7 separate regions of the Homo sapiens genome follow, and all the other regions are linked to region 2. A link is a loop called in an ENCODE intact Hi-C map of the cell type or tissue named here. Cell type or tissue: endothelial cell of umbilical vein. All regions are shown on one strand. Each heading gives the region's core, and the rest is flanking DNA. Links, peaks and the distances in the headings are about the cores only.

Evidence for each region. A loop is a pair of places that touch in the nucleus more often than their neighbours do. Peaks named below come from ENCODE experiments on the same cell type or tissue, not always from the same donor. Only the 100,000 strongest peaks of a DNase experiment are listed, where the experiment ranks them.
Region 1: it touches region 2 in a loop (4-fold over the local background); 25 of 110 quality-filtered maps call a loop at or near these places.
Region 3: a loop joins it to region 2, with 2.5 times the contacts of the local background. A loop is called at or near these places in 3 of 110 quality-filtered maps.
Region 4: it touches region 2 in a loop (5-fold over the local background); 3 of 110 quality-filtered maps call a loop at or near these places.
Region 5: a loop joins it to region 2, with 4 times the contacts of the local background. A loop is called at or near these places in 18 of 110 quality-filtered maps.
Region 6: it touches region 2 in a loop (3-fold over the local background); 4 of 110 quality-filtered maps call a loop at or near these places.
Region 7: it touches region 2 in a loop (14-fold over the local background); 2 of 110 quality-filtered maps call a loop at or near these places.

Annotation. Positions count from the first base shown.
Region 1 is chr6:155,491,154-155,495,538 of GRCh38, forward strand. No RefSeq gene overlaps it. Among named protein-coding and RNA genes, the nearest start is that of NOX3, 38 kb to the left of the region's middle. In endothelial cell of umbilical vein, for the core only: no CTCF peak of the experiment used is centred there; DNase peaks (open chromatin) are centred at 2,708 and 4,118; H3K27ac peaks cover 2,713 bases.
Region 2 is chr6:155,325,840-155,330,224 of GRCh38, forward strand. No RefSeq gene overlaps it. Among named protein-coding and RNA genes, the nearest start is that of TFB1M, 14 kb to the left of the region's middle. In endothelial cell of umbilical vein, for the core only: a CTCF peak has its summit at 1,839 (motif pointing right); a DNase peak (open chromatin) is centred at 1,892; H3K27ac peaks cover 463 bases.
Region 3 is chr6:155,704,795-155,709,179 of GRCh38, forward strand. No RefSeq gene overlaps it. Among named protein-coding and RNA genes, the nearest start is that of MIR1202, 240 kb to the right of the region's middle. In endothelial cell of umbilical vein, for the core only: no CTCF peak of the experiment used is centred there; a DNase peak (open chromatin) is centred at 1,777.
Region 4 is chr6:155,881,511-155,885,895 of GRCh38, forward strand. LOC105378072 (a long non-coding RNA gene) reads left to right here. Exons shown (of 3, transcript XR_001744424.2): 3 at 435-3,113. All of the region lies in intron 4 of LOC101928923 (a long non-coding RNA gene), which reads right to left. Among named protein-coding and RNA genes, the nearest start is that of MIR1202, 63 kb to the right of the region's middle. In endothelial cell of umbilical vein, for the core only: no CTCF peak of the experiment used is centred there; DNase peaks (open chromatin) are centred at 1,011, 1,581 and 2,411; H3K27ac peaks cover 2,019 bases.
Region 5 is chr6:156,684,513-156,688,897 of GRCh38, forward strand. It overlaps LOC124901444 (a long non-coding RNA gene), which reads right to left and starts at 560. Exons shown (of 2, transcript XR_007059829.1): 1 at 151-560. RefSeq lists enhancers at 1,496-2,423, 1,754-1,863, 2,424-3,350 and a silencer at 2,704-3,013. In endothelial cell of umbilical vein, for the core only: no CTCF peak of the experiment used is centred there; DNase peaks (open chromatin) are centred at 2,229, 2,559 and 3,269; H3K4me3 peaks cover 2,011 bases; H3K27ac peaks cover 1,678 bases.
Region 6 is chr6:156,412,350-156,416,734 of GRCh38, forward strand. No RefSeq gene overlaps it. Among named protein-coding and RNA genes, the nearest start is that of SNORD28B, 36 kb to the left of the region's middle. In endothelial cell of umbilical vein, for the core only: no CTCF peak of the experiment used is centred there; no DNase peak of the experiment used is centred there.
Region 7 is chr6:156,360,828-156,365,212 of GRCh38, forward strand. All of the region lies in intron 5 of LOC105378071 (a long non-coding RNA gene), which reads left to right. Among named protein-coding and RNA genes, the nearest start is that of SNORD28B, 16 kb to the right of the region's middle. In endothelial cell of umbilical vein, for the core only: no CTCF peak of the experiment used is centred there; no DNase peak of the experiment used is centred there.

The DNA.
Region 1 (4,385 bases), core at 244-4,243, 170 kb after region 2:
TAGCATTTGTTATATGATTGGAGAAGAGCCCAGAGATCTTGGAAGGTGAAAGGATGGGCCCCTTGAATCTGTTAGTGCTACTTCCACTTGCCCATTCAAAGTGACTGCTTCCAGAGATCCTATGGCATGTTATGCATCCTTGTGCTTTGAGGCCACTGAAATAGTATTAATTTTTTCATGCTGGAGTATGGATTTTTAAAATGCCAAGTTTCATTTAATTATATGGTGAAACCAAACCACACTTCTTCTTAATCAGAAATATTGTGAGGGCAAAGTAGGGAAACCCAATGAATTATAATAAATAATAGTGAGTTTTCCTATAAAACTTACTGAAAGATGCAACAGGTCAACCAATCTATGAACCTCTGGAGGGTAACAAGACAGTAAACTTGACATTGCACAGTATTTGACATACTGTGGTATTTGACATACAGTGAATCATTATTTACATTTTATCCAAAAACATTTACCTGAGAAAAGGTCATGACGTTAAATTTGGAGACATTTACAGCAATTGCCAAATGTTTACTATCTACATGAATGTCATGCTTCTCAGTCAAAAGCAGGTTGATGTGCTAAATGTCAATTATTTCAACTTGTTTGATGGTAGCACAGATTGCCAAGCAACATAAAAAGAGGTTTAATAAATATTATATACACTACTAACCATTAATCTTGCGTAGCAGAGGCTCGAGTTTTACATATAGAGGATTTATGACAAGCAACAGCTCAGGACATTAACGCTCAATTATTACAGTCCTGGATGGTGGCACTACCATTAGCTCCTGGAAGATCACCTTGTTTCTTCTGCTTCTGCTGCCACTTTGGAGGAGGCATCAGAGAGAATGGAATTATTTCAGGAAATAGCACTGTGATTTTTTTTGTGTGTGTTTTCCAGTCCTTTTTAGAATTAGCAGCAAAGGAGGATTACCCAGAGTTATGTTGGTGGGAAATTGAATTGTTCCATTTTTCTAACTGATTATAAGGCATTGTGATACTCTGCAAGAACTCCAAAGACTTCAAGAGAACAGCATACAAATGTTAAGTGGGATACAATAGCACCAATGGAATAAAAAGTGGTGAGGGAGCCAGCAGCAAGGGAAATGTGAATAGTTTCTAGCATGGTTTATCAGCACTAAAACTTGATGAAGGCAAGTATGAACTTTTTTCCTTTTCTTCTAATCGCCACATATGTACATAACAATGGACTCAGTGATATAACCACAAAACTCCCTTGAATTAAGTGATCAAGGTCAATATTCTGAAAAGAGCTAAAATGAACATGCACATATGCCATTTAGTCTTTCTTGATTTCTTTTCATTGGCATCTGAGTCTGAGAATAAACTCAGGTTACTGGCCAATGTTTGATGCTATCTGATAAGCACTTATTGAGCACTACTGGATGCAAGACATGGTACTAGGCTCTGCTATAGGAGAGCATGTAGTCAGGGAGGAAGATGGTAAAACAGTGCAAGTTAGACCATGTACCTATCACAAGAAAGGAAAAAACACAATTCCCCAAGGGTTTAGGAGGAGAAATCATGAGCAGTAGCAAATAAATCTTCATGGAAGCATTCGTGCTAAAGGCGGGTAGGGCACGCTCACATGGAAGCAAGTGTGGAAGAACTCTCAGGCTGGCAGGACACCAGGAGCTGGTGTGAAAAGGGTTGCATCACTGCAGGTGGGCACAATGGTTAGCTTTGCCAAAGTCAGAGGATTTGTGAAGAGAGTGTGGGATGTCAGCCTAAAAATGTAGGATTAAGGTGGCTGGTGAAGAATCTGGAGCACCAGGTAAGTTTGGTTTTTATTCTGGAAGCAAATAGAGTCACTGGAACTCTGAGCAGACCAGAGCTTGCTTGGTGATGTGGTTTGGCTGTGTCCCCACCCAGAGCTCCTATTTAATTGTATTAAATAGCTCCCATAATCCCCAGGTGTCGTAGAAGGGACTGGTGGGAGGTAATTGAATCAGGGGGGCAGGTTTTTCCCATGCTGTACTCATGATAGTGAATAAATCTCATAAGATCTGATGGTTTTATAAAGCGCAGTTCCCCTGCACATGCTCTCTTGCCTGCCACCATGTAAGATGTGACTTTGCTCCTCCTTCGCCTTCCACCATGCTTGTGAGGCCTCCTCTCTGTGAGTCCATTAAACCTCTTTTCTTTACAAATTACCCAGTCTTGGGTATTTCTTCATAGTAGTATGAAAATGGACTAACACACTTGGCAAAGATTAATCTGGGGTGGGGTGTGGATGGGGGGAGGAGGGTCAGGAGAGTGAAAATGGCATTCTGAAAAGAAGAGAAAAAGGGAGACTCAGAGGGGTTGGAATCAGGGCAAGAGGGGCAAGGAGACACACAGTCTTATTTTTAATGGTACATTGGCAAAGACAATCACAAGAAGCAGTGGCATTTCCTTCCTGGGAGATCCTTAACCTCTCACCAGTCAAGGGAGGTTTAAGTGTCCTTCCTTGATAGAAAGACAACTGAGCTAGTGGATCTCTCCATCCTTACAATAAAGGGATTTCTAAAAATGAGTGCAAAAATTTAGTCAGGAGTTTTCTTCCCTTGACTATGTGAGTAATCACAGAAGAATGCTTATGGTAAGCCTCTTACTTCCTACATGCAAATTCAATTCGCCTGAGCTGTTTTGCGGCTTATGCCAGACGTCTTGAGTCATCTCCCCAAGCAAATAATGTAAGCAGTTCTTTCAACATTGAAATGTGGATTTATTCTAGGACCGGAGACATATTACTAGTATTTTCCAGCACTGGCTCTAGGCTAGACAAATAAAGTTTACTTTTAAAAAGGTCAAAAGCACTTTCCAGACTCAAAGTCTCACTCCTTTCAAACTTCTAGGTCACCTGATGCTTGCAACATCATGTACTTATGTTAAATATTGAAGGTCTCTGATAAAATATAATAATATCAGAAAAGGCTAAGTCACTCTGTTATATTCACTTATTAGCCCAAATTAGTCCATATTCACTTATTAGTCCAAATTCACATTATATTTCTTACCAACCACCTAGTAGGGATTTAAAAAAATATTATAGGTAAATGATAGAGAAAGTAAGGGCTCTCCTTGAACAAGTAAGGCAGTGACCAAAAGAAGGCATTGGGAAGAATGGAGTACTTTCAGGAAATAACACCTTGATGTTTTCTTTGTGCTTTCCAGTCAAGTTGATGAATAGATAAGTAAACAAATGGCTTAATTCATAGTTAAAACTAACGCACATACTTACTACCTAATTTTAGCTAGCGTCTTGGGATATTCAATGAATTTGAATGTTATTTTTAATATTTGATTGGCTATATCTGTAAACCATAGACTTCTGTTTCAACTTCAGAGCACGGAACAATGGTTGGAAGTAACAGATGTTTTTTTCCCCACCAGAAGAAAGAAGTATAAGAAAATATACTTCTGCTCCTCAAATAAATAAAGGGTCAGTTCACAAAGTATTGAGTTACCTGAAGCCTGAGTAACCATGGAGTTTGTTTCACTGGTCTGCTGGGTAGATGGGATTTAGATATCAATTGGGTGGCTGGACTAAAGCGATCTTTAAAATTCCTCGCAATTTTGAGATCGTTTGCCAGAAGAGTGCTGAGGACGATAAAGTGATCATATTAAGAACTTAAGCCTGAAGAAAGTGGCTAAAATAACTCAATATGCTTTACATGTCTTAGCTAAGTGATGAATTGGATAGATGCAATACCTCTTGACTGCCAGCTGAAGGGTAAAAAGAAGGATAGGATTATATATAGTGCCAAGAGGAGGTATAATGAGAAATAATACTATGAAATTTACTAAAGGAAACTGAGATCTGAATTAGAAACATTTTTTCAAATTAGAGCTTCAAAATCTAATGTGTTTTGGCACCGTCTCCCAAGGGCAGCCAGAGAAGGCCTTTGAAGAGCTCTGTGCAGCCTTGGTTGGAGCCATTTAAGCAACATGCCCTTTAGAAAATAAAAAGCCTTTCCGGAGGACAGGGGGAAGGGTTGTGCAATTTCTTTCAACACAAAATATTTTGATGTGAGGATTTCTCCTTAGGTTTATCTTCCTCAGACCATTTCTTCTGTAAACAGGCTGCAAGCAGACCCAGGCTTGACACACACAGGCTGCAAATTAAGAAGAATCCTGGGGGAATGCCTGAAACAGCGCTCCAAGCCTGCTCCCTTGTGGTCATGGGGTTAGCAAGACAGCAGCCATGTCTTTGGATAGTTTCTGCCCTCTTTCCTTTTGGAAACTTGGTTTGGAGGAAGCCTAGGCACCTCTGCGTGCCGTTCTTCTCTCCCTTCCCCTTAAGCTAGTACTTCCAATTTTTGTCTGGTGACCCTCAGGCCAGCAGAGGTGGGGAGAGGAGAAGCCTGCCTTTTCCCCTCACGGTT
Region 2 (4,385 bases), core at 88-4,087:
GTCTTGACTGACTAGGGTTAAAATGTCTTGCCTTTGTAAATTTTACAAAAACATATACCATGTGAGTAGATTTCTAGAGCCCTTCCCAAGGCTTGAAAATGGCTTGTTCGAGTGATAGGCCCTGACATTTCAACTTCTCATGCTTCCTAGTTAATCTGCTTGTATACAGGGAGAAAGGCCAGACTGAACAACCTCTTGGGACACCATTATTAGAGACTAGATGTGTCATCAAGGCAAAACAGGGCTTCTCTACAATGCAGAGTCAGTTGTTTGTATTCCCTGAAAATCAGGCCCTGAGGCAAGGGTGTGGATGCAGGTTGTTTGTTTAATTGCCCCTCCTGGAGAGGTAATCCCAGGAAGCACAAGTGAGGAAGTCGGGAAAATGCCATGGGAAAAGGAGAAAGGCCAATTCCAGGGGTTAGGGAGTAGTTTCATGTTAGGGCTCCAGGGCAACTGGGGCTCAATCCCAGGGGATCTTTTGAAAAACCGTGTGCAGCCCAACTCAGCATTGTCCCACCAGAAGCTGGGGAGGCTCCAAAGCCCCCAGGCATGGAAGACAGCAGGGGAGGTGGGGAGCTGTCAGTTTGCCTGGATCACAGCTGCAGATGAACTCAGGAGGACCATACGGATCTGGGGTGGGGCAAAGCCAGGCAGCATCCGCTACCCTCTGTGAATCTTATTCACCTGAGTTTAGGAACTCAGAATTATTTAGAGTGATAAGGACTCTTCAATGTTGTGGATCTTTCTCATGCCATAAAGAGGATTTTGAAGTTAGTGGACAATGTGAAGTCATCCCTAACTTGCCAGAGGAAGTGTTCAAATCCAAGTACTGAAATTCTAGAATCAAGACATTTTGAACCAGAGATGAGTATTCTTTTTTTTTTTTTTTTTTGAGACGGAGTCTCCCTCTGTCGCCCAAGCTGGAGTGCAGTGGCGCGACCTCGGCTCACTGCAAGCTCCGCCTCCCGGGTTCACGCCATTCTCCTGCCTCAGCCTCCTGAGTAGCTGGGACTACAGGTGCCCGCCACCATGCCCGGCTAATTTTTTGTATTTTCAGTAGAGACGGGGTTTCACCATGTTATCCAGGATGGTCTCGATCTCCTGACCTCGTGATCCGCCTGCCTCGGCCTCCCAAAGTACTGGGATTACAGGCGTGAGCCACCAAGCCTGGCCAAGTATTCTCTTTAAACTGAAAGAAGGCATAGTTAGAATTTCTAATTGCCTTTAATTAAATCTATCACCTCCTAAGTATAAACAAAAGTGGTGAAATATTTTTGGATATACCAACAATGAACAGTTCATTAATGAGAATGAATTTTACCTTTCTGACGGTTCCCATTACATAACTTTATTCATTTTGAGGAAGGCAAGGGCTGACCATTTTATGCTCATCTACTATGGTCACCTATTAAAGGCTGGAATTATGATAATCCAAGGGGGAAAATAAAATATTTAAAATGAGATTGGTCTAAGTAGGAGAATGAACATCAGGCTAAGTGTTAATTTTGTCCCATTTAGTCAGCTCCATAAATCTTGAGAAGCCATTTTTCTTCTCTGTGCCTCAGTGTCCTCATCTGTATGTTAGAGGGCTTGGATTGGCTGATCCTGAAGGTCACCTCCAGTTCTGAGGTAGTCCTTGAAAACATGAGGACTGAAGCCTGGCCTAAGGCATGGGTCTTATTGTGGTATTGTGGACTTGACCAAATGTTAACCTTTCTGACCTTCAGTTTTCTCCTCAGAAAAATGAAGGGGCTGGGCTATTCTTTAAGGACACCTCTGTTCTGCAGTCCAGATAAATAAAAGTGTGAGGGGAAAAATCTGGAAAAATGCATAGAGTGAAGCTCAGCATGGCCACTGGGTGGCGATCTTGTTCCATGTTAAGAAAAATTTTATGGCATTTACCAAGAGTTTCAAAGTTTGACTTAGCATAGTGAAGAAAGACTTTCAAAAGGATAAAAAAACAGGGCAGCAAAAACCAGAATTATGGGGGAAGTGACAATAAACAGCAATGCCAAATAAGAGACATAAAATCCCTGTAGCCAAGGCAGTAAAACATAGAGGGGTATATGAGAGTTGTGTTTTGGGTATTATTTAAAGGAATATAGGGAGAGGAGTACATTGTAAATTCACATAGTTTTTGAAAAACATGACATAAAAGTTAACTCTAACATTTAAAAATTAAACTTGTAGAATTACCAAATACCTTAAGACTGTGCTAGAGTACTGAAGTCTAAACTTGAACAATCCAAACCAAATCAGTAAACATTTGTTATTTCTTTTGTTTAAATCTCAAAGGAACACTTAAGGGAATTGTAACACTGTTCCAATCTTTTGATATTAAATCAAGTGAGCCAATGAACAAGTTGTGAGCTTTTTTGCATTTTATGGGAGGAGGTGGTCTGTCTCACTTACCTTGAGAATCTTGGGATGATTGTTCCTGGGGCTAGCCATTGCCCCTGCATTGGGTTGAGGGCCATTTCTCGGGGAAGAGCCGAGCATTGGGAGGAATGCAGAGGATAAAGGTTCTCTGATCATAGTGCCGCCCACCTCTATCTCTAGAAAAGGTTATATTCAAAGAAAAACACAATTTTCCCACCAAAGCACCACTCGGCATGAAGGGAAGAACCCAGAGACTCGAAGAGGACCAGGTTCACACTCCTGAAGATGGCAGATTATGTCTCATGCAATAAGCCGAGATCTGACAGCCAGAGGATGACTAGGCCACAGTCTGCCATTTCCTGTTGTTGACTTTTCTGTTCACCATCCCCTCTGGTTTTCTCCCAGTTAGTCCTTATCCTCCTTTTGCTAGGTGGATACAGGTTTCTTCTGAGGGCCAAAGCCTGGGCCCTATTGCTCTGGTTGCCATGGCTGTTTCTTTTCTCTCCTTTCCTTTGATACATTAGCTATTAGCTTACGTAATCCTCTCACCGGTGGATGTTCCCATTCAAAAGGCAAAAAAAAAGTTATATTGCTAAGTAACCTTTAACAATGAATACCATTCATTATGTATTTGCTTAATGATACAAAGGCATTGTTTGCTCTATTGCAGGTGATAACAGCAGATCAAAGACCCCGAGGCCGCCGGAATGTGCTTGAGAAGAGCCAGCAGAGACTGTGTGGAAATTATGCTTAGCATTTATGTTGCACTTTATACTCTTAAAGGATTCTGCAATTATTAATTAATTATCCCACACAATAGCTCTATGAGGAAGGTCAGTGTCAGTAGCTTTATTTTACAGATGAAGAATCAGATAGCAGTTAAGCGATTCCCCCCTTCCCACCTCAACATTTAAAGATCTCATGTCAAAGCAGACCTGGGGTGGGGGCAGCAGGTAAGTTACAAAGTGACTGAAGAGTAAACAGACTAGGGCTGCCTCTTGCCCAGGCTCCACTTCCTTTGATCTGTCTTTTGAAAGCCCTCTGAACATAAGCTAGGTTCTGGACTTGCATACTGCCTCCCTGGGCAGCCTAGTTGCTCTTGCTGTGCTTGTCTTTTCTACATATCCACTGTTGTGTGTGTAATTTTAATTTCCTTTTCATTCATTCATTCATTCATTCATTCATTCAATGAAACTTATTTGGGCATTTATTGTAGTTGATTTGGTTAGGAATATAGAAATGAAAAACATGATTCTTGCCTTTGAGGAACTTCAATTTCTTAATAGGGACACACACAGACACACACTGCTGGAGGACATGGGATGAAAAAGGTGTTAATTCTTCTTGGCAGCATCACGAAGGTCTACACTGAGGAGATGGTGTTTGAGCCAATCTCTTGATAATGCCATGCTTGTGATCCAAGCAGCAGGATCCTGATGGTCCCTAAAGGAGAGATGATAGAAGGTATCCTGAATGTCGGCGACTTCACATTTGCGAAGGCCAAAGCCTGTTAGGTCAGGCCTCCTGTTGGCTAGTGTGATAGACTCTTATCCTATAGTGTTTTAATTATTTGTGTGAATGTTTTCCCTTTTTACGAGACTAGAAACAATTTTAAAATGAGGACAAATTCTGACGGCCCACAGCATATTGTAGGGAATAACAGCAGGAATAGCTACCATGTATCGAGTAAATGAGCCTATTCTGTTTAGTGCTTTACATAGCTGATTAAGCCTGCCAAAAACCTTTGAGGCAGTATTGTTCCCCCACACTGTTTTTTTTTTTTTTTGGGAAAGTTTAAGTAATTTGCTCATAGCTACATAGTTCTGTGTGCTATTGAACAAGCTTATAGTCCCCACATGTAGCTTATAGTCCACGGCAGAAGACAGACATTAACCAATAATAACCATATATCAATGTATAATTACAACCTGTAATAAAGTCTCTGAAGGAAAAAACAAAACATGCAGTATAGGAGAAGCTAGCACAGAATGACCAGATCTGCCCTT
Region 3 (4,385 bases), core at 245-4,244, 380 kb after region 2:
CTTAGAACTACCAACAATTCCATTGCTAGGTATATACCCAAAGGAAAACACATTGTTCTACCAAGAAGACACATGCGTTTGTATGTTCACTGCAGTGCTATTCACGATAGCAAAGACATGGAATCAACCCAGGTGCCCATCAATGGTCGATTGGATGAAGAAAATGTGGTACATCTACACCATGGAATATTACACCATCATAAAAAAGAATAGAATCATATCCTCTGCAGCAACATGGATGCAGCTGGAGACTGTTATCCTAAGCAATTTAATTCAGGAACAGGAAACCTAATACTGCCTATTCTCACTTATAACTGGGAACTAAGCATTGGGTACACATGGACATAAAGATGGGAACAACAGACAGTGGGGACTACTAGAGTGGGGAGAGAAGAAGCAGGGCAAGGGCTGAAAAACTACCTTTTGGGTACTATGCTCACTACCTGCGTGACAGGATCATTTGTGCCCCAAACCTCAGTGTAATGCAAATGCCCATGTAACAAACCTGCACATGTACTGTCTGAATCTACAATAAAAGTTGAAATAACTTTTAAAAAATCCCAAACTCAGAAAACACTCTCATGACATCTTTATTTCTCCAATGCTGCTCCCCCAACTTATTCTTTTTAGCACTCATACCAGATTGATGGTTCATACGGAGCCTGTAGTTCACTAACCGCCACTGCCCACACCCATTCCATGTGAGCTGCTATCAAATCTCACCTTCTCCATCCTTCTCATATGCAAATTAATTTTAAAACTAAATTCTCACTGTACATTTATGTCCGTTCTATTTTATTTGATTTGATTCCAATCTTGGACATATTCCTGTTGGAAACTGTATAAATTTGATACATAAAATGTATTAGCGCTTTTTCCTGGCCTTGAGTCATATACGATCTTTATTAATGCGGACTTTGATTTAAATGTAAACTTACATTCAAATGTGGCTCTGACACAGTATGACTTGGTATAACTTTCTTATCTTTACTGAGATTAATTTTCTCATTAATAGAAAAGCAATAATATCTATCTTGTAGGGCTATTGTTCGTTATTTTCAAAAAACATTGGAGCATAGAGAAAATTAATTAAGATAACATGTGAAAATGCCTTCACAATAGCCACTCTGTAGTGTAATGGAAGTGTGGTTTTAAACATCCAATGAGCTTTCCTTTTGTGTTTTACCAAGTGCCAGACCTTTGCCCTGGCTCACCTCAGCATCCGTCTGCCTAAAGTGATATTGGGATTTGTTACAGCTGAAAGGCAGAGAGAAAAGGCAATCAAAATAAGATTATGCAGCAAAAGAGTCATTTTCCCAGGCCAACTATTGCACTGAGAAAATGATTTGTTCTTCCACATTTCTTTTTTCTCCTTCTACAGTCTATGGGAATTCTCAATAAACAGCATTCTCCTATAGTGCAGGAGAGAGAGAGCTTGTCCACCATTAGGGCTTACCTGGAATTAGAAAGGAAATCATGGCACAGATAAAGTTCAAACAAACAAACAAACAAAAAGCCTGTCCTCTTTCCAGTCCTAGGGTCTATGGGAAGAAGTAAAAACATGAAACAATCAGATAGTGAGTTACATGTTTCCTGATTTCTCTGCTTTGTACTTTGGCCCGGAAGGGAGAAGGTAGTTTAAATAACAGAAGGGAGACCCCGATGGCATAAGGTCTTTTCCTTCTGCTCATCTGGGATGTTGAGAGGAGACTGACTTACAAACTCTCCTACACCCATGTGGAACAAAGGAAGAGGAAGCCTAGATGGTCCTGTGCCAGCAGGGATACCACCAGAAAGAGGCCAGCTCAGACATCATTTCAGCCTCATGTTTCAACTCCTAATGTTAGTCCAGAGGAAACAGAAGTCACTCCCCAGAACAACTGACACTATCCTGCTGCCATGGAAGTGTCTTAGCCATACATTCTCTCTACACTCAGAGATAACTTAGGTTCAAAATTGGAAGAGCATTTCTTTTAAATGGGACTACTTATATTAACATAATAGAGTAAATTCAAACAGAAGTGTATTCATAGTTAAATTTTTATCTACTTATCAGTAGATAGAGGCTCATAAAGAGAATAGCTACACATAAGATAAACTTTTTATCTTTGCACAACCAGGATGTAGTATAAGATGGGTTTTTTAATCCCTCTTCAGTAGAAATTTAATAAATGTTAATTTCTCATCTTTCAATTTTTCTCTGTCAGCAAATTAAAAAAATTGTTTCATAGCCCCAGTCTAAATATAGGATGATGGTACCTTTTCATTGAGGATAAATGAAGGCTTGCCCTTGATAATTTCCACTTTTGCCTTTGTATTTTCAATTTATTTCTTTGTTATTTTTTTGTTTTAAGCTAGAAACAACTCAAATCGGCTTAAGCAAACAAAAAGGCTATTTAAAAAATCTGTGTAACTGAACATTCTAGGGTCTTTTTTCAGGTATAGTTGGCTCTGGGTTTATGGTATGTGAGGACTTGGTATTTATTCATTTAATCTTTCAGCTTTACTTTACACATATGGGCCTCAAGCCCAGACTGGCTGCCTCCAGGTGGTGACCCTTAGCAGTTCCAGGTTAACATTCTACCAGTGTCAAGGACAGTGCCAAAAGAATGCTTTGATGCCAGAAATTTGAAAAAAAAATATATATTTTTATATATATATTTTATATATTATATATAATAAATTATATATATTTTATATATTATATATAGTAAATTATATATATTATATATATTATATATAATAAATTATATATATTATATATAATAAATTATATATATTATATATAATAAATTATATATATTATATATATTATATATAATATATTATATATATTATATATTATATATAATAAATTATATATATTATATATTATATATAATAAATTATATATTTTATATATTATATATATTATATAATATATATTTTATATATTATATATATTATATAATATATATTTTATATATATTATATAATATATATTTTATATATTATATATATTATATAATATATATTTTATATATTATATATATTATATAATATATATTTTATATAATATATATATTATATAATATATATTTTATATATTATATATATTTTATATTTTATATATTATATATTTTATATTTTATATATATATTATATATATAATATATATAATACGTATTATATAATATATATATAATACGTATTATATATATAATACGTATTATATATATAATATATATATAATACGTATTATATATATTATATATATAATATATATATTTATATATATTATATATATAATATATATAAATATATATATTATATATATAATATATATATAATATATATATAAATATATATATTATATATATATCCTGGAACTGTCCAATTGGCATGTCTGGGATCTCTTGCCTACCCTTGAGACAATTGCTCTAGCCAGGGGGATGGAATTGCCTACATGGTCACGCCCGAGTCGGGTACCCACCTGTAGAGCCAGGGAGTCAAGTCAGCTTCATCTGAACCACATGGATTAAAGGTGGGAGGAAACAGTTTCCCAAGGAAATCAGGTTGCTGTCATCAGAAGAGGGGACTGGGTGCTGGGCAGGAAAACCCCGCACACTGTGCACACCATATGCTTTCACCAGCAGTTTGTCCATAGCTCACTATCTGTGATTCCCAAATGTTCCCCTTGGAAGGTTCTGCTACGTAGGTTCACCTTAGAATGTTCGTCACAGAAGTTTCTCCAGAAAGATTTCATGATTGCAGCTGCTATTTCTTTCAGTAGCATGTAGTGTGATTTGAGAGGCCTGAACAGCCTTGAGTTTCCCTAGTCTTGACTGGGGAATGGTCTTCGCCTCTCTGGAAAAGGCCACCTCCCCGATTGAATATTCCACCATGGGAAGTGGTGAAATGGCGCCCTGAGACCCCGGGGGAGCATCCTTCCCCATCCCGGCCCGTGGAACCAGCAGGTGGCAGATGTGGCAGCAGAGCCTCCTCACCTTGTACTCAAGGCCCTCTTACTTGTGTAGAGCTCAGCTTCCTGGTCTATGGACTTACTTTGCCTTTTCTGTATGAAGGCCATCCTCGATGAACTGTAAAGCCAATCAGTGTTGAATGAGTGAGGAAAAAGCGGAATGAAAACAGTAAATAAGGAGTTGCCTTCTCTGTATTAATATTAGAATCTCTGCCTCAGCCGTAGAGAAAATCATTGACGTGCTTGCTAGAAGCAGCTCTGAAAGACGTTTTTGTAAAACGCTTTTTATCCCGTCAAAGGCTCAGCTCATTTGGGGCTAAGGCTTCCTGCATCCACCATGGGCTTGAACGTGAGGCTTGGAAAAAGCGGAGACAACGTTGGAAAGAATGAGGCCTGAGAACGAGTCAGTGCCGCCTCATCCGCG
Region 4 (4,385 bases), core at 132-4,131, 560 kb after region 2:
AGTCCTTTATGATAAATCACTAGTTAGTACTGATGGACTGACTTATGAGGAAATATATACTTTTCTTAGTCATAACAGAGACTTTCCTGTTTTAATATATTAATGTTCTAAGCAACAAGGAAAAACAGATTATGTATTCTCCTATCAAGATAAAGATTTTAAAGAATAAATTTCACCTGAAAAAAATCATCTTTTTAAAAGTAGATAAATGAGTGTATGGGAGGTGGGGGAGAAGTTTGGGGTTGCCATATCAGAACCTCCTACAGAATTTTTCTGAGTACAAATCTGTGGCACCATCCTTTCCCCTAAAAGGCCAAGTTGAATCTCACTGGCAGCTTCAGCCCATGTGTGATTTTGAAACCTGGGTCACCTTACTAGCTCTACATTCATTTGTGTTCCTCAGCTGACTCGGATCTTGTTTGTATCTTCCCTAGAATGCTGAAGCCCTGATGGAAGATGAATAGAAACCGGACACTCCCACAGAGGGCTGGTTAGCTGGTGCACCATCCCATTTGCTCTTGGACTCTGCTCACTTCACCTCTCGGTGTGACTTTGCGATGGCTGGAGCTGTGCCAGGCCTGCTACCCCTGGACACCTGATGATATCAAGAGGACTAAGGGCCCCTGAAATTTCAGAAATGCTGAATCCGTGGCAAAAGAGATGTTATTGGTGCCCTGAGTTCTTGTAATCTCCAAGGAGAGAAATCAAGAGGGATCACCAGACATAGCAGCCAAAAAGAAAGAGAAAAATTTATTTTAGCTTGTGTGCAAGGAAGTCAGCACTGCAAAAGGAAAAGGTGGGTTGCTCCCCAAGGGCAGTATGTGGGTTAGTTTTACAGGGACTTTCTATAGAAAAGGATTTTGTCAGAGCCTGAATAGGAGGGGTTTGTCTAGAGCTTGTGCAGTGGTTTTACATGCTTCTTCATACATCACAAATAACATGAGCATTTTAAATCTCCACTGCTGGGCATGATTTTTAGCATTAAAATGAGGCAAGGGTAACTATAAGTTAAAGTTTAAGTCTAACTGCACACGCAGAACTTCATGGTAGGCCCTAGCCCCCTGAAGTAGGAACTCGTGGTGGTTAATAACTTCTTGGGTCTTGTTGTTAATCAGCTGGAAGTTAGGTAAGGTGCAGCATGAATAAGGGGCTTTTGTTCTTTTTCTCGAAACCACCTCAAAACAGGAAATCAGCCAGCCTGTCTGTCTCAGAAAGACCAATAGGTGTGAATTAATCTTTAACCAAAATATCCTGGGCTCCAAGGCAATTTGGGGGTGTAAATACACCCCCAAATCTTCTATTAATTTCTTAAATAGATTATGAGGCAATCCAATGATTCACAGATTTACCTTTGCCTATCCACTGAGTGAACTTTAAGAGAACTGTAAGTTGTTTTTCCAGTAGGTTTATCTGCTAGAGCAGATGAAATCTGTTCTTATTCATTGCAGGCCTCCTGAGATCCTAGTTCCTAAATTTTTAGCAGACTCTTCCACCTCTCTATTGAAGGGTGTGAAGTATCTTCCCTGTACTCAAAATAGCTACTGATTGATTGTTCAGTCATTTACATATAAAAATAAGACTCTGTTTTCTTCCTCAGCAACAAGGAACTCTCTAATTCCTATCTGACAGTTCACAGAGATGTGGTGAGTAAGTACAAGTAGGTCTTCGACAAAATTTCTTGCAAATACTCTATTGGTCAAGTCCTTGTAGAATCAACTAGGAAAGTACAGTGCCTATGTTAGGTTTTTAATCTGTCAACATGCTATAGCTTTATTTGATGAAAGACTGCTCCATGCTGTGTAACCAGTAAAATATGAATTATAGGTAATCATCTCATCAGAGTTGAATTCTTTACATTTAAAAAATATGAATCCTACCTTAAGGAAAGCTTCTATTTTCAAAGTGGAATCTTTCTAAATACTCTTGGAACTGGAGTTATTTTCAAGTGCCCTAGAGAAAGCAAACAGCTGTTGAATCCTACACAGAACTAAGAGTTCAAAAATCAGTGCTTAGACTTTCCATTTCAGCCCAGCAGGGTCACCCAAGTGACATTTCTGGGGAACAGAATCAACTTCCAGTAAATTAGCAAACATACACCACAAATGGAAATATTCAATTGAATATTTATAAGAAATAAAAAATTGAAGGTGTATGGAAAAGAGAATCACTTTTTATTATTGAAATGTCTAATGCTTCAAGCTAATAGTTTAAACTGAAAATCAGGATGTTATTGGGAAAGGAATGCAATTAACATTTTATGAGTAACTGTGTGGTGGTGTTTGTTATTGTTAAAGGAAAAAAAAAGCAAATACTTCCCAAGTACACTTTGTTTATTTCAATTCCTAGCGGCAGAGATTTTAAGGGTGTTTACTGGTGTAATGGGAAGAGCACTGGACTAGGAGCCAGGAAACCTGAGTTTGGCCAGTGATCTTTTGGCCTTGATTTTCTTTTCTGTAAAATGAGAAAGAGGGCTAGGCTAGTCGTTTCTGGCACATGTCTGGCCACATGACAAACCTCTTCCTCAAAGATTATGACTCAGTAGGTCTGGGAGACCCGCTTCTGGCATACTGAGATTAGATCCCACAAGCACATCATTTAGCTTATGTGGAACTAATGGATGGATCAAAACATTGAAAGATAAGCAGTGTTTATTCTAAGGGAGAAAGGGAAGGAGACTTGCCGGAAATCATGGAAGCTGAGATGTCATATTAAAAGAAGCAATAGAAAGAATCTTTGAGCCAAAGTTATCAAAAATACAGGCATTTCCATTGTGCATTTGTGGAAGAAAGACACACCATGATTTGAAAGTTTCTGATGTGATTCAAGGATGCCTATGAGGAGGCAAGTAAGCGGCACCACTGTTTGCACTCTGACTCCCTTTTTACCCAGTGCATCTCTGCTTAGTCTGTTTTAAATGCCACAGTTCAGTGGCTGAAACATGATTGAGCTGTATATTCTAACACTATGTCCTGGAAACTGGTGAATCTGTATTTGTTCCCAATTTCTGTATCTGTTAATGCCACCATCTTTCTCCTTATACACACTTTTATTAGGTTGGTGCAAAAGCAATTGTGGTTTTTGCCATTAATAAAAGCCCATGTCCAGTTATGACCTAGCTTGTCAATTCCTTTATATTTCATCTCAGATTTATCTCAGTCGTTCACCTCCCATAGCCACTTCCTGATCACAATCATCTAAATTACTGCAATGCCCTTTTGCCTAGTCTCTGAGTCTCCATTTTATTTCTTCTTCAATTCTTCCTTCAGCACTTCTTAAATTAACCTTTCTGTTTCACAGTTCTCATCCTGTTATTCGCTTTCACAGAATCATATACTTTTGGTTAATTGTCTCTGTAATGGTGTCAAAATTCCTTAGATAGAGTCGGAAGGTTCTCAATAATTCAAACCCACTTAGCATTATAAATTATTTTATTCTGTTTTTCTGTTTGTAGCGTACGATTGAGCCAAACTAGAATTGTTCTTACATCACGTGAATGAGCCCGTATGTCTTTTATCTGATTTGCCCTACTCTTTCACATTTCCTATTGAATCTCTGTCTATTTTCATTTACTGAAAGAATAACAGAAGAGATAAAACTACATAATCCTATTTCCCAGCACAATTATTTCAATTTTTATGTAGAACTTTTACTTTTACATATGCATATGTATTTTCATAAATGCAGTCAATTTTATGTATATTTTTGCATTCTCATTATAAGCCCTTTCCATTTAGCTACATAATTTTCATTTTTAATAGTTGCATAATTTTCCATACAGCAGCTGTGCCATAATTCAGGTAAACATTTTTCTATCGATGGCCATTCTGGGTGTTTCTAATTTTTAGCTATTATAAATAGTACTGCAAATTTTAGCTATTATAAATAATGCTGCAATTAATAGCTCCATGTATAACATTCTGTTTGGGGTTTATTACCTTTGGATAACTTTCCAGGAGTGGATTTTACTAGGCCAAAGATATAAAATTTTTATGGCTTTTTGATGTACACTGACAAATTATTTTCCAAAAAGTTTATACCGATTTATACTGCCACCAATAATGTATATGAGTGTACTATTTTTACTACAAACTTGCTGACTCAAAACAGAACTATACCTCACTAATATATTATTTTTTCATATTTTTAGTACATGTGTTAGGAAATGTAATGCTTAAATTTTAAGTATTGCATTTTCTTCTTATGTATTAATAAATTGTCTGTTCACATTATTTTCTGGCTGAATTTGTAAATTTCAAAAGGTCATGGGCCATGTCAGTCTTCTCTCCACTCTATAGTACAGTTCAGCACTGTTGCAGTACATAGAGAGTATTCAATATGTATTTGTGCTGTAAGTAAATGTATATTTATCTTTTGATAAATATACA
Region 5 (4,385 bases), core at 239-4,238, 1.4 Mb after region 2:
ACTGGGGGTGTCAAAGAATAACAGGGGCAGGAGGGAAGGGGTAAGGAAGAGATTGCCAAGCAGCTAGCTTATTTCATTTCTGTTTATTCAACAAGCAGGTTTTATACCTACTGTAAAATTATTTTTTTATTTGCACATTTTATATATTACCTCTCACGGTTCTATGGGCTGACTAAGCTCAGCTGGGCAGTTCTTGCTTGGGGTCTTTCATACAATTGCAGTCAGACAACAGCTGGGGCTGGAGTCATCAGAAGTTTGGACAGGCCTGGCCATCCAAAATGGCCTATTCACTTGGCTGGCAGTGAATGGCTGGCAGTTGATGTTATCTGTTGGCTGGGAGTTCACTGCACACTATCAACCTGTCCACCTGATCTCACCTACACAAGATCCCTGATTCCTGAAGATTGCAGCTGGGTCCTAGGAGGGAATGTCCCAAGAGTGAGCATTCCAAGAGTCCCAAGTAGAAGCAGCAAGATTCTTATAATCTAGCCTTGAACGTCATAAAGCATCAATCCAGCTACAGTCCAGATTCAAGGCGGGGACACATCAGAGTGTGAATAAAGGAGTCAGGGCTTCTGGGTGGGAGAAATCTTAGGAGAAGGAACAAGATAGGCAGATAGATAGATAGATAGATAGATAGATAGATAGATAGATAGATAGAACATAAAATTTATAGATATATTTAGATACATTATATATGTATTTAGATATATATGTATATATAGCCAGATATTGCACATTACACAGTGTGCTTTATGAGCATTTCATTCACAAAAGTGAGTCCTGGTAGCTAGATATAAGCATTCAAACTTTACAGATGAGGAACCTGAAGCTCAGAGAAGCTAAGTCACTTCTCTGAGGTTACCCAGCAATGACTTTTCCTCTCTGAAATCCAATGGGCCATCTACCGCTATTAACCCAAAGTGCTCAATGAGCTCTCTCTACTATTTCCCAGGTGCAAGGTTTTGTTCTAAGGGGCATTGTTGGAAATATGAATGATAGAGGAGATACATCCCCTGCCTTCAAGGATTTTATAATCTAGTAGAGACCAAAAATATTGAGGTAAGATAATTCGTGGCTCAACAAGGAAACCTCCATTATAACAGATCCCCCTTTATCCAAACTACTGAAATTAAATATTAGGAACATCCAAGGGAAATTGCCCTGAGAAACCTCTTTGACGCTTTTTACGTCCTTCAAAGAGATTGAAAGAAAAGGTAAAAATGAGGAAGATGAGTAAAGGGTAGGACTAGAATGCAGGAGATCTGGAGGACTCCCTAAAAGGCTATTGAAAGGAAGGCTCCACCACTGCAATGAAGAAACTTTGTTTAACATGCAAAAATGTAAAAATGTAAATTGATTTCTTTCTAAAAGGCTATGCAAACAGGGTGTATATTTGTGTTTTTCTGTCAAAGAATGGGTTTAAAATACCTTTTTCCCTTTCCCACTGTAGTAGATGGATAGTCATAAAACCTTCCACCGTTTTTATCACACCGCTGATCACTTTCTCTACCTACAGGGCAATAATTTTCCACTCTGTAACCCAATCAATATGCTATCTACCACTAACTCCCCTTGCTATCCTTCTCCTCAACCTCAGTTATCAGATTTTTTTAAATTACAACTTTAAGTTTCAGACAATTTAAGTCCGTGGTATCTTTCAAGCTATTCGTTTAGTTTTTCATACATTTTTTAAGTGTCTATGTTCTTGCTGTCAACTGTTAAAAGCTGGAGAGTTTAGTTTTAAGAACTTGAGCCACAGTACACCTTATTTGTCCCCTTGCGTCTCGCTACTGCAGCCCTAGGTGCTTTGTATAATGCATGAGTGAACCCCGCTTAGAAATAGAAATGCATTTTCAATAAGTATTTATTATGTTGTTCTGAGCATACAGCTTTAAATTTGCCCGCTGTAGCTTGAAGCATTATACAAACTGTTGGTCTGCTGACTGCCTCTCTGGCAGCAACACACAGAGAAAATAGATTGCTAAGGGTTTTTTTCCCTCCTCCTCCCCCTCTCCTCTCTCCTCTCTCTCTCTCCTCTCCTCTCTGTTTTTTCCTTTTTCTCTTTTTAAACAAGTCGTGGACATTTTTTAATCTTGTGGCATTTTTAATCAACACGTATTTCCTTCCAAGACCTATGATCCCCTATTGATTCCCATTAAAATGCTTTTCTTTTCTTTGCCCCCTCTGCTGATCGAATTTCAGATCAGCCACAGGAGATGCAACTAACCTTCCGGCACTACTGAACCCAACCGAGCGAGGGTGATCAAAAGGCTTGATGCATTCATTAAACATTCCCATCGCCCGGGCAGGAGCTCTGATGGAAGCTATCTCTCCGCATTGCAATTTTTTCCCCCTTTTTGTCTTTCCCCCCACCTCCAAAAAAATGTTTTTTGCCTTTGATCGCAAGGGGCGGGGGTAGAACATGAGAACAAAAGAGACCTATCTTTTTCCTCAGGGCTGACGTCAGTTTGATTTTACTGACAACTATTCGAGCGTGTGTAGCAGTTGGAAGCGGCCCCACGACCGCCCCACCTCCCACCTTCCACTTTTGGGAGAAAACAAGACTTTTAGCGGCTCCGGAGACGCGCCCTGAAAATGGCCCGCTCGGGCTCTGCGCTTGCTGCCCTCCTGCCTGCTCGGCAAAGGGCATTCGAGGCTTATTTGTGTGGCACGATCTTTACTGGGGCGGAAAACACGCGGCGGGGGAGGAGCGGGCACAGACGCAGCCGGGCGGGGAGAGCCAGGAATGTTCCTCCCGGCGTGGGGAGAGGAGAGGACACGGGCAGAGAAAATAGTCCCCGCCCGGCGCGGGGCGCGCGGGGTCCGGGTCCCGGGCGGCTCCGGGTGGCGCGGCGGCGCGAGGGTTCCGGCCGCGCGGAGTCGGGGCGCAGGGAGCCTCAGACGCCGCGGGCGCGCGTGCGCGGTGCGGCCCCCACGCCCCGGCCGCGGCGGCCTCGGCGGCGCCAGCCTCCGGCTCGGCGAGCGCGGCGGCGGGCGGGCCGCAAAACCTGGGCCGGAGCCGGGCGCGGAGCGGGCGGCGCCGCGGAGTTTGGGCGGCAGCGCGGCCCGGCGAGGAGCTGGAGAAGCCGGCGGCAGGGGGACGCGCACGCCGAAGAAAAGCCCCTCTCCCGCGTCCCTCACTCGCTCCTGGAGGCCGAAGAGCGGGGCTCGCGATGCCGGTGCAAGATTCCCAATCAGGCCTGGGAGGAAATGGATGCAATTAGGGCACACCCCCGTCCCGCAGTTGCCAGGAGCCTGAAGATCTATGACCGACTTAAGCCATTTCTGGAAAAGTCATATTTTCCAGGCTTTCGTGAAATACTCATTGCTCCTATTCTAAATCTGGAGGCGAATGTGCATCTATTTCAGGGGGAATGAAAGATGTGAAAAGTAGACTGGGCTCCGGGAAATGTGGGTAATGGGACTGGACCTGCGCCTGGGGTCCGCCCACCCGTCATCTCCCGGGAGCCCCCCGACGTGTGCCATTAAGCATAAGGCGCGTTAAGCGCTGCCACAAAGTCCCGAAAAGGCGAATTAAAAAGGATCACTTCTCCCTCAGGATCTTGATTTTTACTAAGGGAAAACGTGCGTTAAAGAAAAGCCAGCGAGCGCTGGCGTGGCCCTGTCATTATCTTGGCGTCTCTGCTGACCTCCATTTCAGCCTGGACTACACTGGGTTCCAGTTCTGTTTTCCTATTTCCCCGGACTCCTAGAGGGTGGATACCAAGGCTGATTGTTGTCTGTTCTGCCCCAGCCCTCCAGGGTACACCATAGGTGCTCAGTAGATGACTCCTGAGTATATATTGGAGGTGATAGTAAAATGCTACCAAGCACAGAGGAAAGAACAGTTAAAGGGTCAGACGGTGCTTTGTGAAAGGCCAGGCATTTGAGCTGGATTCTGAAGACCAACTCTAGATGACAGTAAAGGCCACTCCAGGTTGAGGGAACAACATGAGCAAAGCAGGGAACCTACAATGAGTAGGAAAGTGATGAATCTGCATAGGGGGTTACTCAGGGGGCATAGAAAAGGAAGCCAGGAAGCCACTGAATACCTTGCCACACAGGTAACAGCCAGGAAAAGCACAAAACATGCTGTTCAGTGGTTCTGGAATATGGGCATGCAAATATATAATAAAATAAGCAATGTGGATATACAAAAACAAAAGTAAAAAGAAAAACAGGACAGTTTATTGGGGAATTTCAGAAAAAGTACATGAAACAAAAAAGAAATGTCAAGGAAAATCCCTGGCCTGAAACTCCCAGAACAAAACATTTAATACCATTTGTGGGGGCTCTTTATGAAAGAGGGAGAAAGAAAAGAGGTAACAAAGAGGAACTAGTGTTTTGATTAAAGATCTTTGACCATAACAATGCGAAAGCAT
Region 6 (4,385 bases), core at 256-4,255, 1.1 Mb after region 2:
AGGCAGACAAATGACTGAACAGATCACAAATCTCAGCTGAGACATTGAAACTACTTAAAACAAACAAATGGAATTTCTAGAACTGAAAAATAAAATGTCTGAAATAAAATTTTTATTGCATGGACTTAAAAGCAGATTGGACACCGAAGAAGAGATTAGTGAACTTGAAGACAAATAAAAGGAAACTAAGGAAACTGACACTCAGAGAGAAAATAGACTAAATAAATTAACAGAGCCACCAGGCGCGGTGGCTCATGCCTGTAATCCCAGCACTTTGGGAGGCCGAGGCAGGTGGATCAACTGAGGTTGGGAGTTCGAGACCAGCCTGACCAACATGGAGAAACCCCGTCTCTACTAAAAAATACAAAATTAGCCAGGTGTGGTGGTGCATGCCTGTAATCCCAGCTACTTGGGAGGCTGATGCAGGAGAATTGCTTGAACCCAGAAGGTGGACGTTGTGGTGAGCCAAGATCGCACCATTGCACTCCAGCCTGGGCAACAAGAGCAAAACTCCATCTCAAAAAAAAAAAAAAAAAATGAACAAAGCCTCAGTGACCTGTGGGACAATATTGAGTACTCTAACATATGTGAAATTGGAATTTAAGAAAGTAAACAGAGAGAACCTGTAACAGAGAAAAATTTAAAGAAACAATGACATTTTTTCCAAATTTTTTCTAAATTTCCAAATGCGCAGAACCAAAGAAATTCAACACAACCCAAAAATATATACACAAAAAAATCCTCACATCGATACATCACATTCAAATTGCTGAAAACCAAAGATAAGGAAAATACAACCCACCCACCCCCACCAAAGACAAAGACAAATTACAGTAGTCCTCCCTTATCCATGGTTTCATTTTCTGTGGTTTCAATTACCCGTAGTCAACTGAGGTTCAAAAATAGTAAATAGAAAATTCCAAATTGTAAGTTTTAAATTGCACACCATTCTGAGTACCATGATGAAATCCCACAATATCCCATTTTGTCCCACCCAGGATGTGAATCATCCCTTTGTCCAGTATATCAGTTGTAAACACTAGCCACCCATTAGTTACTTAGTAGCTGTCTTGGATATCAGATCAACTGTTGCAGTGTCACAGTATTTGTATTTAAATAAGCCTTGTTTTACTTAATAATGGCCCAAAAACGCAAGAGTAGTGAAGCTGACATATTGTTATAATTGTTCTATTTTATTATTATTGTTGCTAATCTTTTATTGTGCCTAATTTATAAATTAAACTTTATCATAGGTGTGCATGTATAGGGGAAAACACAGTGACATGTATATAGGATTTGGGGGTCTTGCAATATATCCCCTGTGGATAAGGGGGGATACTGTAATGTATTCTCATTTTGAAGATGGAAGACGGCATGAGCCAAGAAATATGGGCAGCCTCAAGAAACTGGAAAAGGAATTGAAGAGATTCTCCCTTAGAGGCTGCAAACGAAATGCAGCCATCCTTCTGACACCTTTGTTTTAGCCCTGTAAGACTCATTTTAAACTGCTGACCTCCATAATTATAAGATAATAAATTTGTGTTGTTTTAAGCCATTTCTGTTTTAATAGTAATAGGAGATAAATACAGTGATATAGCTAAAATGTTAATGGAAGAGATTAAATGGTATAAAAAAAACTAGGTTAACTCTAAAAGGACATGTAAGAGCGAAAAGAGAACAAATGAGGAAGAGAACAAATGAGAAAAACAAATATTAATAAATTTCTAAGGAGTGAAATCAAAGTATGTTCTGTGACCACAATGCACTTAATTTGAAATCAATTTTTAAAATCTAGAAATTCCCCCAAATACTTAGAAATAGCGCATGATACTTCTAAACTATCCATGAATCAAGGACAAAATCATAAGGGAAATTAGAAGATATTTCAAATTGAACAATAATGTAAATCTAACATATTAAAATGTATGGGATGCCCCTAAAGCAGTGCTTAGAGGAAAAATTATACCTTTAACGCTTATATTTGTTTAAAAGTTTTTAAATTAATCATCTAGAATTCCACCTTAAAGTGAAAGAAAGTAGAAAGCAATGGCACTTAAAACCTAAAGTAAACAGAAGGGAAAAATTATAAAGATCATAGCAGAAATAAATAAAATTAGAAATAGACAAGTTATAGGAAAAATGAACAAAGCCAAAATATTTTTTCTTAAAGTGAATAGTTAAATCGATTAACCATAGTACATAGCAAGACTAATCAAAAAAAAGTGAAAGAGAAAAAAAAAACATGCACAACTGTTTTTTAAAAACTGGCAGTTTGTATTAAAGTTAAATATAAATGTGTCCTGTAACCCAGCAATGTTACTCCTAAATATTTACCCAATTTACTCAAAATTGAAATGTAGTTCTACAAAAAAGACTTAAACAAGAATGATAATGGCAGCTTTCTTCATACTAACCATGCACGAGAAATAGCCTAAAAGTCCATCAACAGGAGAATAAATAATTTGTTTATAATAAAATACTTCTTGGCAATTAAACAAATGAACAATTGTTACATACAATAACATAAAGGGAGCTTAAAAGTAATAAGCTTAAGGAAAGCCAGATACTGAAGAGCACATACTCTATGACTCCATCTGTGAAAAGCTGAAAACAAGCAAAAGTCATCTACAGGAACAGAAATCAGAAAATGATCTAGGGGAAGGAATTAGGATTAGGCATTAGCCACAACTCATGGAACTATACCTTAAGATTGTGCTTTTCGCGGTCTGTAAATAATATCATAGTTTTTAAAAAACTAACATATAAGGAAAAAAATCAAAGATCTGGAAAGAAAAAAGAGACTTGAAGAATTCTAGTGTTTCTTAAGAGAGCCTATTTTCATCTCGTAAAGGAAGATATGGAAGCAATTTATTCTACTTACAAAAGTAGGTCTTTGTAAATTTCTATTTTTGCCACTTTTAACAATCAAAAAGAAATCAAAACTGACTGGATGTTCAGCACGAACAAGTGTTTCCTTGGTAAAGACCACTCTAACTCTACAGTTTAACGTTCTTATTCGAGCTGAGTCATAATGGCCTTCACACTGATTTGTCCTTAAAGATGAAATTGAACTTTAGTATACCTGTACTTAAGTGTATTCTCATTTGGTGTGATAATTAAGAAGCATGTATATAATTATATTAAAAATTTGTCTTATAACATTTTGTAACTCCATTTGTCTTAGTTCATTTGTACTGCTATAATAGAACACCACCTATGGGGTAATTAGTAAAGAGCAGAAATTGCTAACAGTTCTGCAGTCTGGGAAGTCCAATATCAAAGCATCAGCACGTTCAGTTGTCTGGTGAGGGCTGCATCCTCAGGAGGGGAAGGTCACTGTGTCCTCACATGGCTGAAGGCAGAAGGGAAAGAGAACCAAATGCTGCATGAAGCCTCTTTGATAAACGCCTTAATCCCATTCATGAGGGAGGAGCTCTCACAGCCTAATCACCTTATAGAGGCCCCACCTCTTAATATTATCGCATTGGCAACACTTGAATTTTGTAGGAAACACATTCAAAACATAGCAGCATTTAAATATAATTAGCTTCTTTTGTTATGTTATTTTTTATGCATTTTAAAACATTAATTTTAGAAGTACATAAGCTTCATAAGACTTCATGGCATAAAACAGGTTAAGAACTCATGAAAATAATTTTAAACTTTACTTGAAATATACATACAAAAATGGATTATACTATTTTATAACTTGCTTTTTTGATTTTTGCTTAATAATATAAAATGACATAATTCCATATCATTAGTCTTCTGCAAGACTATTCTTTTTATTTAACTGCATCATTTTTCATTCATCAGATAGTCCATAATTTTACCAATTTCTTGTATTTGGATAATCACATTGTACCCAATCCTACGAATATTTTGAAGAATATTCCTTTCTGTTAATTCTAGCATAACATCTTCTGTCTTTACACGGCCAAGCCAACCTTTTTATGATTGATGAGAAATTTGATCCTCATCAAATAGAGGAATTATGAATCCCACATGGTTAAGGAGAAAGTATTCCTATGGCACTTCAGTTAAGTATCTTTGTAGCACTAATTGCATTCCACTACATAATACATTTTCTTCATTCAATATTTAACAAATATTTGAGTACCTGCTATGTGCCAGGCATGAAGGGTGGGAGGGGTTGCAATTTTAAAGGTGTTCAGCGTGATACAAGACCATGTCAGAGCAGCAATGGTTGACAGACTGCAGAGGGCTGTATAAGCCACCAAGAGGAGTCTGGCTTTTATTCCAAGTGAAATGGGAAGCCATTGGAAGGCTTAGAGCAGAGAAGAGACTTGGTCTTCTTAGTCATCAACAGAATCACTCAGGTGCTGTGCAGACAAAAGTCTTTAAGGAAAAGAGGGCCAAAGCAA
Region 7 (4,385 bases), core at 89-4,088, 1.0 Mb after region 2:
TGCCTACTTAAAAAATTCTAACTTATCCCTCAAGTCTCAGATGAAGAAGTACTTGTTCTATGCAGCTCCCACGGATTCACTCAGACAGCAAGTACCACAGAGTCAGTATTTTTCAAAATAATGCCTGAGAGTTCCTTAGATCAGTGAGTCATGTCCTTCCCTGCACACCAGCTACCACCAAAGCCAAGCCAATAAAGCTTGGCTCTCCATCTGAGTCCATTTTGCTTTTGTATTTTGCTATAACAGCATATCACAGACCAGGTATTCTGTGTAAACACAAATGGTAGCAATTCTAGCAAAATACAAATGCTTAGTCCATTTGTATTTTGCTATAACAGAATACCACAGACTGAATCATTTATGAACCAAAGAAGTTCATTTGGCTCACAGTTCTGGACGCTAGGAAGTTTAAGATTGAGGGGTCGGAGGAGGAGCCAAGATGGCCGAATAGGAACAGCTCTGGTCTACAGCTCCCAGCATGAGCGACGCAGAAGACGGGTGATTTCTGCATTTCCATCTGAGGTACCGGGTTCATCTCACTAGGGAGTGCCAGACAGTGGGCGCAGGCCAGTGGGTGCGCGCACCGGGCACGAGCCGAAGCAGGGCGAGGCATTGCCTCACCTGGGAAGCGCAAGGGGTCAGGGAGTTCCCTTTCCGAGTCAAAGAAAGGGGTGACGGACGCACCTGGAAAATTGGGTCACTCCCACCCGAAGATTGCGCTTTTCAGACCGGCTTAAAAAACGGCGCAGCAGGAGACTATATCCCACACCTGGCTCAGAGGGTCCTACGCCCACGGAATCTCGCTGATTGCTAGCACAGCAGTCTGAGATCAAACTGCAAGGCAGCAACGAGGCTGGGGGAGGGGCGCCCGCCATTGCCCAGGCTTGCTGAGGTAAACAAAGCAGCCGGGAAGCTCCAACTTGGTGGAGCCCACCACAGCTCAAGGAGGCCTGCCTGCCTCTGTAGGCTCCACCTCTGGGGTCAGGACACAGACAAACAAAAAGACAGCAGTAACCTCTGCAGACTTAAATGTCCCTGGCTGACAGCTTTGAAGAGAGCAGTGGTTCTCCCAGCACACAGCTGGAGATCTGAGAACGGGCAGACTGCCTCCTCAAGTGGGTCCCTGACCCCCGAGCAGCCTAACTGGGAGGGACCCCCCAGCAGGGGCACACTGACACCTCACATGGCAGGGTATTCCAACAGACCTGCAGCTGAGGGTGCTGTCTGTTAGAAGGAAAACTAACAAACAGAAAGGACATCCACACCGAAAACCCATCTGTACATCACCATCATCAAAGACGAAAAGTAGATAAAACCACAAAGATGGGGAAAAAACAGAACAGAAAAACTGGAAACTCTAAAACACAGAGCGCCTCTCCTCCTCCAAAGGAACGCAGTTTCTCACCAGCAACGGAACAAAGCTGGATGGAGAATGACTTTGACGTGCTGAGAGAAGAAGGCTTCAGACGATCAAATTACTCTGAGCTACGGGAGGACATTCAAACCAAAGGCAAAGAAGTTGAAAACTTTGAAAAAAATTTAGAAGAATGTATAACTAGAATAACCAATACAGAGAAGTGCTTAAAGGAGCTGATGGAGCTGAAAACCAAGGCTCGAGAACTACGTGAAGAATGCAGAAGCCTCAGGAGCCGATGCGATCAACTGGAAGAAAGGGTATCAGCAATGGAAGATGAAATGAATGAAATGAAGCGAGAAGGGAAGGTTAGAGAAAAAAGAATAAAAAGAAATGAGCAAAGCCTCCAAGAAATATGGGACTATGTGAAAAGACCAAATCTACGTCTGATTGGTGTACCTGAAAGTGATGCGGAGAATGGAACCAAGTTGGAAAACACTCTACAGGATATTATCCAGGAGAACTTCCCCAATCTAGCAAGGCAGGCCAACGTTCAGATTCAGGAAATACAGAGAACGCCACAAAGATACTCCTCGAGAAGAGCAACTCCAAGACACATAATTGTCAGATTCACCAAAGTTGAAATGAAGGAAAAAATGTTAAGGGAAGCCAGAGAGAAAGGTCGGGTTACCCTCAAAGGGAAGCCCATCAGACTAACAGCGGATCTCTCGGCAGAAACCCTACAAACCAGAAGAGAGTGGGGGCCAATATTCAACATTCTTAAAGAAAAGAATTTTCAACCCAGAATTTCATATCCAGCCAAACTAAGCTTCATAAGTGAAGGAGAAATAAAATACTTTACAGACAAGCAAATGCTGAGAGATTTTGTCACCACCAGGCCTGCCCTAAAAGAGCTCCTGAAGGAAGTGCTAAACATGGAAAGGAAAAACTGGTACCAGCCGCTGCAAAATCATGCCAAAATGTAAAGACCATCGAGACTAGGAAGAAACTGCATCAACTAACGAGCAAAATCACCAGCTAACATCATAATGACAGGATCAAATTCACACATAACAATATTAACTTTAAATATAAATGGACTAAATGCTCCAATTAAAAGACACAGACTGGCAAGTTGGATAAAGAGTCAAGACCCATCAGTGTGCTGTATTCAGGAAACCCATCTCATGTGCAGAGACACACATAGGCTCAAAATAAAAGGATGGAGGAAGATCTACCAAGCCAATGGAAAACAAAAAAAGGCAGGGGTTGCAATCCTAGTCTCTGATAAAACAGACTTTAAACCAACAAAGATCAAAAGAGACAAAGAAGGCCATTACATAATGGTAAAGGGATCAATTCAACAAGAGGAGCTAACTATCCTAAATATATATGCACCCAATACAGGAGCACCCAGATTCATAAAGCAAGTCCTGAGTGACCTACAAAGAGACTTAGACTCCCACACATTAATAATGGGAGACTTTAACACCCCACTGTCAACATTAGACAGATCAACGAGACAGAAAGTCAACAAGGATACCCAGGAATTGAACTCAGCTCTGTACCAAGTGGACCTAATAGACATCTACAGAACTCTCCACCCCAAATCAACAGAATATACATTTTTTTCAGCATCACACCACACCTATTCCAAAATTGACCACATAGTTGGAAGTAAAGCTCTCCTCAGCAAATGTAAAAGAACAGAAATTATAACAAACTATCTCTCAGACCACAGTGCAATCAAACTAGAACTCAGGATTAAGAATCTCACTCAAAGCCACTCAACTACATGGAAACTGAACAACCTGCTACTGAATGACTACTGGGTACATAATGAAATGAAGGCAGAAATAAAGATGTTCTTTGAAACCAACGAGAACAAAGACACAACATACCAGAATCTCTGGGACGCATTCAAAGCAGTGTGTAGAGGGAAATTTATAGCACTAAATGCCCACAAGAGAAAGCAGGAAAGATCCAAAATTGACACCCTAACATCACAATTAAAAGAACTAGAAAAGCAAGAGCAAACACATTCAAAAGCTAGCAGAAGGCAAGAAATAACTAAAATCAGAGCAGAACTGAAGGAAATAGAGACACAAAAAACCCTTCAAAAAATCAATGAATCCAGGAGCTGGTTTTCTGAAAGGATCAACAAAATTGATAGACCGCTAGCAAGACTAATAAAGAAAAAAAGAGAGAAGAATCAAATAGACACAATAAAAAATGATAAAGGGGATATCACCACTGATCCCACAGAAATACAAACTACCATCAGAGAATACTACAAACACCTCTACGCAAATAAACTAGAAAATCTAGAAGAAATGGATACATTCCTCGACACATACACTCTCCCAAGACTAAACCAGGAAGAAGTTGAATCTCTGAATAGACCAATAACAGGAGCTGAAATTGGGGCAATAATCAATAGTTTACCAACCAAAAAGAGTCCAGGACCAGATGGATTCACAGCTGAATTCTACCAGAGGTACAAGGAGGAACTGGTACCATTCCTTCTGAAACTATTCCAATCAATAGAAAAAGAGGGAATCCTCCCTAACTCATTTTATGAGGCCAGCATCATTCTGATACCAAAGCCGGGCAGAGACACAACCAAAAAAGAGAATTTTAGACCGATATCCTTGATGAACATTGATGCAAAAATCCTCAATAAAATACTGGCAAACCGAATCCAGCAGCACATCAAAAAGCTTATCTACCATGATCAAGTGCGCTTCATCCCTGGGATGCAAGGCTGGTTCAATATATGCAAATCAATAAATGTAATCCAGCATATAAACAGAGCCAAAGACAAAAACCACATGATTATCTCAATAGATGCAGAAAAAGCCTTTGACAAAATTCAACAACCCTTCATGCTAAAAACTCTCAATAAATTAGGTATTGATGGGACGTATTTCAAAATAATAAGAGCTATCTATGACAAACCCACAGCCAATATCATACTGAATGGGCAAAAACTGGGAGCATTCCCTTTGAAAACTGGCACAAGACAGGGATG